2 separate regions of the Homo sapiens genome follow, and region 1 is linked to region 2. Evidence: chromatin contacts called from ENCODE Hi-C or POLR2A ChIA-PET data. All regions are on one chromosome and are shown on one strand. The core of a region is the stretch at or near the end of the contact, and the rest is flanking DNA. Distances in the headings are between cores, read along the strand shown.

Region 1 (3,736 bases), core at 76-2,575, 240 kb before region 2:
TCAGGGTGGTGTCCCATTGCCCATTCAGCTCACTACATGTATTATTTAGTTAATATTTTTAAATCAATTAATATTTCATATGAATACATTTTTAATATCTACTCCATATAAATGGAAACCAATTTCACTTGCCAGAAATAAAACATAATAAAATGTAACTCTAAAAAGGAGTGTTATGAAGGGAGATGTTGCCTGCCCTGAGAAGAGCTAACATTTCACTAACACCACACTGAAACTTCCTGCTTGACATACTCAGAAAACTGAAAGGGAATTAAAAAGAGAGAATTTTCTCATTATGTGTTTTAATGCCATTTAATGCCTAATTCATGATCCACCTAACATCATTTCAAGGACCAAACAGTAGTCACTCTTTATTTTTTAAAAATAATTTAACTCTCCCATTTTGAAGATTAACTTGAAATTGTCCTCTATGAATACGTCTGTTGACAGTCACAAATCAGTCAGTCATATCATATGGATAACTATAATTGAACAGGGGTGTTAAATACCACCATTTCTTTTCTTAAATCTCTGTCTTATGGACTACTGATGCTGTAGACCACAAACTCGCTTCAGTTTCTGAAAGTAGTATGTTCGCCAGATCTAAATGGTCTCTATGGAATTTTTTTTGAGCCCTAGTACAGCGTCTGGCATATACTAAATACCCAACAAACTTGTATTTCTTCCTTCTTCCATTAACAATCAGCTCCTTTTCCTGATGAGATAGGAAAATATGTATTAATTACTGGAATTCCCTCTTAGGCTCTCTTGTTGTTACAAAGAAAAAGACTGTCAATTTTCACCCACTTCTTTTTTTTACCATTACAAATATTTAATCATAACCCACAATTACAGTATTAGTTATATTACCTAACAGGCCTCAAAAGGTTTGGCTTGGTCTTTGTGTTTTCATAAATGTCCACAACTCTATCCAGCTTACTGCATTGATTTGACATTAGGGAGCAGACTCCAAGGACAGAAGAAGACTCATTTAGCCAGTTGTTTATTCCCCATGAATTGCCTCAGCTAAACACCAGACCAGAGCTTCTGTGTGCACTAGGTCAAGCCATGAATATGCACAGGTCAAATAATTAAACTTGTATAATATTCCCAGAGATGTGAACATGAGAGGAATATTTATCACAATGGAAAGATCCTGCCGCAGATATTTCTTACCTAATGTTGAACTTTTATCAAAGAATTTTTTTTTCAACTAGCTGTTTCAAAAAAAAAAAAAAAGGCTAAACATACAGTGTCTCCTCTCCCCCTTCAGGATACAAACCACAGAATTCCGATGACTCACCCAAAAATAGCTTATGAATATGCCACAGGCGGAAGGGCATGCTGTTTAGTTCTTTAAAACTTCCTGCCAAACTGAAGAAACTGAACATACACAGATATTTGGGGACTAACTCTGAGGAATAATGAGAATTTAATCCCTTGTAGTCTTCAGGGTTAGCAACAGCTTGCCTGACATGTCCGGTTACATCCTGTTTGCTACACATGTGACTCCTCAAAAAAATAATAATATAATATTAATAGCACAATGTTTCATTGTTAAGATTGCTGTCACTGTGCTAATGGCTCCCCAGTATTTGCAGCCATAAGTAGACTAAGTCACTTCTTGGATGAATTCTAAATGAAAGGTTTTATGAAACAAACATATTGCCATTATGACTCTAAAATAAAAAGCCAGGATTCAATGTAAAGAATTTGACGGCAGCATAAGCCCCTAAAAAGGAAAGACAGTAAAGCATAGTGATTGAAATCTTGGCGGTGATTCCCAGTTCTTACACCGATTATGTCACCTTTAGCAGTTACTTGAACTCTCTAAGTTCTAATTTTCCCATATGTAACATAAGGATGATAATAATTCTATCTATGTCTAGGGTTCTTGTGAGGACTAAATAAAGGCATGTAAGCATACAAGGAATACTGCTCAGAAAATAAATTATCCCATGCATTCTCCTTCTCATAAATGAATCTGAAAACCAAAACCATTAGGTGACCTAAGAAAGATCACACACCTCATCAGTGCAGTGCCAAGACGGGTCAGTATAATGCTGTGGTTAAAAACATGGGCTCTGGAACAAGTCCATCCCGAGTTTAAATCTCAGTTTTTCTACTTGCTAGCTGTATAAACTTGGGCAAGTCACTTAACTTTTCTGTCTCTCAATTTTCTCATCTACAAAAGTCAAATAATAATAGTACTTCTCTCACCAGGTTATTATGACAACTTAAAAACGTAATACATGCAACTGCCACATAACAATCAAAAAAATACGATCGATTACACTAACATTGGGAATATCTGGTTCTTCCAAAAGCAAAGGTTAATGTAAAATATATGTCAACAATGCCAGACTTTTTAAACTTTATCTATAAAAACAGCCCTCACTTAAAAATAAACAACTTAAAAATTGGATATAGTTTAATAGTGACCAGAATATTTGCAGATGTCTTCTCAGATGAAGGTACACGTCTTCAATCATGGCTATGTGTCGTATTTTTCTTTTCCTATGAGGGAAAGATAGAAGACAAGCCATTCAAAAACATTTCAAACAACAACCCCAATTGCTGAAAAGTCACTTTGCAGTTTGAAAAGAATACTAACATTCAGCTGCTCTTGACATTTACAAGGAAATGTAAAGCAATGGAAAGGGCACCACACTCCCCTTTCCAGTTCAGGTTCTGCCACTTGGCCAGTCATAATGAAATTACTTGACCTCTGAGTCACCATCTACAAAATAGGGCATTTAACGATGTCTGCCTTATTACAGTTACTACACAGAACAAGTGTGTGCCATGTTTCATGAAATTTAAGATATTGTATTCATGTTGAAGACATAATATTATGCTATTTTAACTAATATATTCAAAACTATTCTGAAACAGTTAAAGGTCAGAAAACTACTTTTGTTCTTTGCTTATTACATATTCACAGGACATAGAGACTCTCATCTTAAGAAATAGTGAAGAAAAGAAACAGGAGAAAATCTTCAAATCCCAGAGGAAAAAAATTGTTTTAAACTTATCACCCTTGACAGGTGATAAAGAGGCATGCAAGACTACACTTTTTTTTTTCTTTTTTTGAGATGGAGTCTCATTTTGTCGCCCAGGCTGGAGTGTAGTGGCACAGTCTAGGCTCACTACAAGCTCCGCCTCCCGGGTTCACACCATTCTCCTGCCTCAGCCTCCCGAGTAGCTGGGACTACAGGTGCCCACCACCATGCCCGGCTAATTTTTTGTATTTTTAGTAGAGACGGGGTTTCACCGTGTTAGCCAGGATGGTTTTGATCTCCTGACCTCGTGACCCACCCACCTTGGCCTACCAAAGTGCTGGGATTACAGGCGTGAGCCACCGCGCCGGCCAAGACTATACATTTTTATATCTCTTGACAAGAATTAACACAGAGTCCCTCACATAGTAAGTGCTTAAGGCATATTTGTTAAAGGAGTAGATGGGACATAAATAAAATTTTAGGAACCAATTTACAATGGACACCACTATAACCCTATTCCAACCCTATTAAGACCTAATTTGAAAGTCACAGATCTAGACCCAGCCATCGATGGCCTAATAGAATTATGTGGCTATAACTGCCAGTACCTCCAAAAAAAGGTTAAAAAGTGGCATAGATAAAAAAGGTCTCCCCATCCCATGATTTTTCTTCCAGGAATAGACTAGACTTTGCCTTTGCATTGTCTGAAATCCTGCAAGTCAGTTGCAATCCCA
Region 2 (4,012 bases), core at 1-2,500:
GGCGGGTACATGCACGTGAAGCCATTGCGAGAACTTTATCCATAAGTATTTCAATGCCGGTAGGGACGGCAAGAGAGGAGGGCGGGATGTGCCACACATCTTTGACCTCAGGTTTCTAACGCCTGTTTTCTTTCTGCCCTCTGCAGACATCCCCGATTGAAAGAACCAGAGAGGCTCTGAGAAACCTCGGGAAACTTAGATCATCAGTCACCGAAGGTCCTACAGGGCCACAACTGCCCCCGCCACAACCCACCCCGCTTTCGTAGTTTTCATTTAGAAAATAGAGCTTTTAAAAATGTCCTGCCTTTTAACGTAGATATATGCCTTCCCCCACTACCGTAAATGTCCATTTATATCATTTTTTATATATTCTTATAAAAATGTAAAAAAGAAAAACACCGCTTCTGCCTTTTCACTGTGTTGGAGTTTTCTGGAGTGAGCACTCACGCCCTAAGCGCACATTCATGTGGGCATTTCTTGCGAGCCTCGCAGCCTCCGGAAGCTGTCGACTTCATGACAAGCATTTTGTGAACTAGGGAAGCTCAGGGGGGTTACTGGCTTCTCTTGAGTCACACTGCTAGCAAATGGCAGAACCAAAGCTCAAATAAAAATAAAATAATTTTCATTCATTCACTCATTTATTGTCAACATTTATTGAGCACCTATTACAACAATTTCATCGCATGGAAGACAGCATCGTTTCTGACACTGTTGTTTCATGTATCTCTTAGAAAAACGCTGCTATTAGACATCTAACACTATTTATCTTGAGGTGATAAAATATCAAAAGCCGTGTCTCAAGATCGATGAAATGCGGTTAAAATGATGAATAGAAACTCTAGGGGGACCTCATATCGATAGACTCGAGACTGGCACATCTGGAGATCCGTATTTATCCGGCTTCCCCTTCCAGATCACGCGAGGTTTGGGATATTTTGCTCACCAGGCCTCAGCCAGGTAACTGAATCCAGCCAACCCTGGCCCATAGTCTCGGAATCCGACTCGGCTCCCAGTCCCCGCCTCGGCGTTCTGAGACCCCCAGGCTGGGGTTCCAGAGGGCTGTGAGGTTGCGAATGACTGCTGCCAAACCGGAAGGAACTCTGCGGTTCTCTGCCACAGTGGGATTGTTGCAGGCACGCGGCTCAGACTTCACTGAGGTTGGGAGATGCTCCTGTCCACGCTGCCTCATCCCGTGCTGGAGCACTGCACCTCTATTTTTTTTTTTAGGGTACACGCCACATAACATAAAACTAAAAATTTTAAAGAGTAGAATTCAGTGGCATTTAGTACAATGTTATGCAACCATCACTCCTATCTAGCCCAAAACATTTTCGTCAACTGCATAGGAGGCCCCATTAAGCATACCTGTTAAACTCTTCTTGCCTCCAACTCCTGGCAACTACAAAACTCCTTTTGTCTCTATGGATTTACCTATTCTGAATATTTCTTATAAATGGGATCATACAATATGTGACCTTCCGTGTCTGGCTTCTTTCACCAAGTGTAGTGTTTTGGGGGTTCATTCCTGCTGCAGCATGTATCAGTACCTCATTTCATTTTATGGCTGAATCATATTCCATTGTATGAATATACTGGAAATTGCTCGTCTACTCATCCAGTGATGAACATCGAGTTGTTTTTTGGCTTAAAATTATTCATAGTGTTCTCATATAAATATAAATATGTAATTATTATTTTTATCCATATTTATTACATTATTTATATTTTTATATTTTTATTGTATTATAATAATTTTATAATATTATACTATGATAATATAACAGACTGACTCCTATGGTCTGTCAGTGTGCTCTTCCACTGGCGTGCTCCCTTCCGCTGGGGTGCCCCGCTCCACGTCCAGTTCCTCCGATGAGTTCCTCTGGACATAGAGCCGCTTGTGTGTCTGCCTGCTAGGGTCTCAGGGTTTTCATAGGCAAAGGATGGGGGCGTGGCGGGACAGGGTGGTCTTGGGATATGCAACATTTGGGCGTGAAGGAAGGAGTGCCTGTCCTCACCTAGGTCCAGTGGGCACAGGCCCAGGGGAGGGCCCTTACCAGGGACCCGCCTTTGTCTACCCAACACTTCCCTGCCCCTCTTCTCTATCATTGCGTTTCAGTTACCTTTGCCTTGGTTCAGCACTCACTTGGTTGCTGTAAAACTTTCTTACTGTTTCCCAGAGTTCCCACGAAGTCAATTCTGGCAGCTTTTGCTTATTTTTCTGTGTTTCTATATAGGAATGGGCCCTGCGAGCTCACTACTGTGCCACTTTTGCTATTATCTTTTGTTGTTGTTGTTGTTCAATTTGTTTTGTTTTAGGGCAGGATGGTCAAATGCTTATGATGTGCCAATTTCCTGCCTCCATATATCTCCTGTGCCTGGTACGCAGTGCCCATGCCCGGCATCCTCACTTTCTGGGCATCTGTCTGTCAACATTTCTCTGAAGCTCGCTAGCTCTACCACTCAGCTGTCCCCCTGAAAATTTTCTCCACCTTCCCCCGCAGCTGTAGGAAGCTCACCTTCCTCCTTACCCTTCCTCAACCCCACTCCTGTTCTCTCCCTTTTTCCCCCTTCCACCCCCATTTCCCCGACTTCTGCTGGGGGTGGGAGGGATAACCGATTCACAGACATTCCCCTCCCCCTCGCCGCTTCTCGGGAGATTGCTGGTTCGCAGTCCTACGCTCCACTCGCCAGCAGGCTCCGCTGTGGTGTGAGCACCTCCGGGAGCGCAAAGGCGTCCGCTTTGAGGCACTGGGCCTCGGGCCAGGCAGAGGCTATCTCCGGGACCCTTTTATGGAGATCTGCTGTTAAAGCCCACGCGTGTTTCCCGAGCACACTGAGCACACGCATACTGGGCCTGACGACTCCAGGGAGGGACCTGCTCCGGAACCGCGGACTAGACCCGGGTCCCAGAACTACCCGTGGAGGAGGCCGCAGTAACCTCCGAAGCAGGCTGAGAGACTCGGGTGGGCTTTCTCCAGTGAAAAAAAAGAAGCCAGAGGGGAAGGGTAGATGGAGCAGGAAAGAAGGACGGATTCTAAGCATGGCTGTTCGAGGCCCTGAGGCTGCAGAACTGACTGCGGGACTGCGGTTTGGAGGCGGGGACTTTCCAAAACCACGGACGAAAGAAACCTCCCAACCAACCGATTAAGCACGGGGGCTGTGGAGCAGAAGGGCAATAAAAGGCCCTGCCCACCGAAACCTGTAAAAGTTTCCTTTGTAAGCACGCGTCACGAGCGCGGGTGACGAGGCCCAGGCGCGCCCGGGTGCGGCGACCTCGGAGCCCGCGGGACGGGAGAGCAGCCCTTCCTTTGGCCGGGCCTCCAGCACCAAAACTGGCTGGGATCCTTCCTGGGGCCCACGCCAGTGCCACACCCCAAGTACTCTGGATGCAGGCCAGGTGGGAGGGTCTTCACCTCCACCTCCTTCCAGATCTCACGTGTCTCATTTACGTAATAAAGTTCAGGAAATAGCAGAAAACAACTTTTTTTTTTTTTTTTTTTTTTTTGAGACGGAGTCTTTCTCTGTCGCCCAGGCTGGAGTGCAGTGGTGCGATCTCGGCTCACTGCAACCTCCGCCTCCCGGGTGCAAGCGATTCTCCTGCCTCAGCCTCCTCAGTAGCTGAGATTACAGGCGCCCGCCACAACACCTTTTTAGTAGAGACGGATTTTCACCATTTTGGCCAGGCTGATCTCGAACTCCTGACCTCAAGTGGTCCGCCCTCCTCGACCTCCCAAAGTGTTGGGATTACAGGCCTTAGCCACCGTGCCGGTCCAGAAAAGCACATTTAAAAACTACAGATTGATATCCTTGTTGGGCATTGATGCTAAAATCCTTAACAAAATACTAGCTAACAGAATCCAACAACATATCAAAAAATAATCCACCATGACATGATCAAGTGGGTTTCATACCAGGAATGTAGGGATGATTTAACATATGTGATACACCACGAAAACAGAATTAAAAACAAAACATCACATGATCATCTCAATAGATGCAGAAAAAGCATTTG

Evidence for each region. Hi-C counts contacts between places; a loop is a spot of excess contacts on that map. ChIA-PET counts read pairs that join two places held with the same protein, here RNA polymerase II (POLR2A). Pooled maps may share reads with other maps.
Region 1: a loop to region 2 is called in a pooled map of posterior vena cava, with 32 times the contacts of the local background. The contact joins the enhancer-like site here to the promoter of CDKN2A-AS1 in region 2. A Hi-C loop is called at or near these places in 2 of 50 pooled maps. POLR2A ChIA-PET finds 5 or more read pairs at or near these places in 3 of 52 experiments (BJ, activated T-cell and endothelial cell of umbilical vein).

The regions. Positions count from the first base shown.
Region 1 is chr9:22,209,445-22,213,180 of GRCh38, reverse strand. No RefSeq gene overlaps it. Among named protein-coding and RNA genes, the nearest start is that of CDKN2B, 200 kb to the right of the region's middle. Within about 2 kb of position 1,325, at least 5 of the 41 ENCODE cell types and tissues checked have a DNase peak (open chromatin) inside an H3K27ac peak, as active enhancers do; they include endothelial cell of umbilical vein, where a contact is called at or near this core.
Region 2 is chr9:21,964,377-21,968,388 of GRCh38, reverse strand. CDKN2A-AS1 (CDKN2A antisense RNA 1) reads right to left here and starts at 1,250. Exons shown (of 1, transcript NR_024274.1): 1 at 635-1,250. It overlaps CDKN2A (cyclin dependent kinase inhibitor 2A), which reads left to right. Exons shown (of 3, transcript NM_000077.5): 3 at 147-637. The coding sequence ends at 160.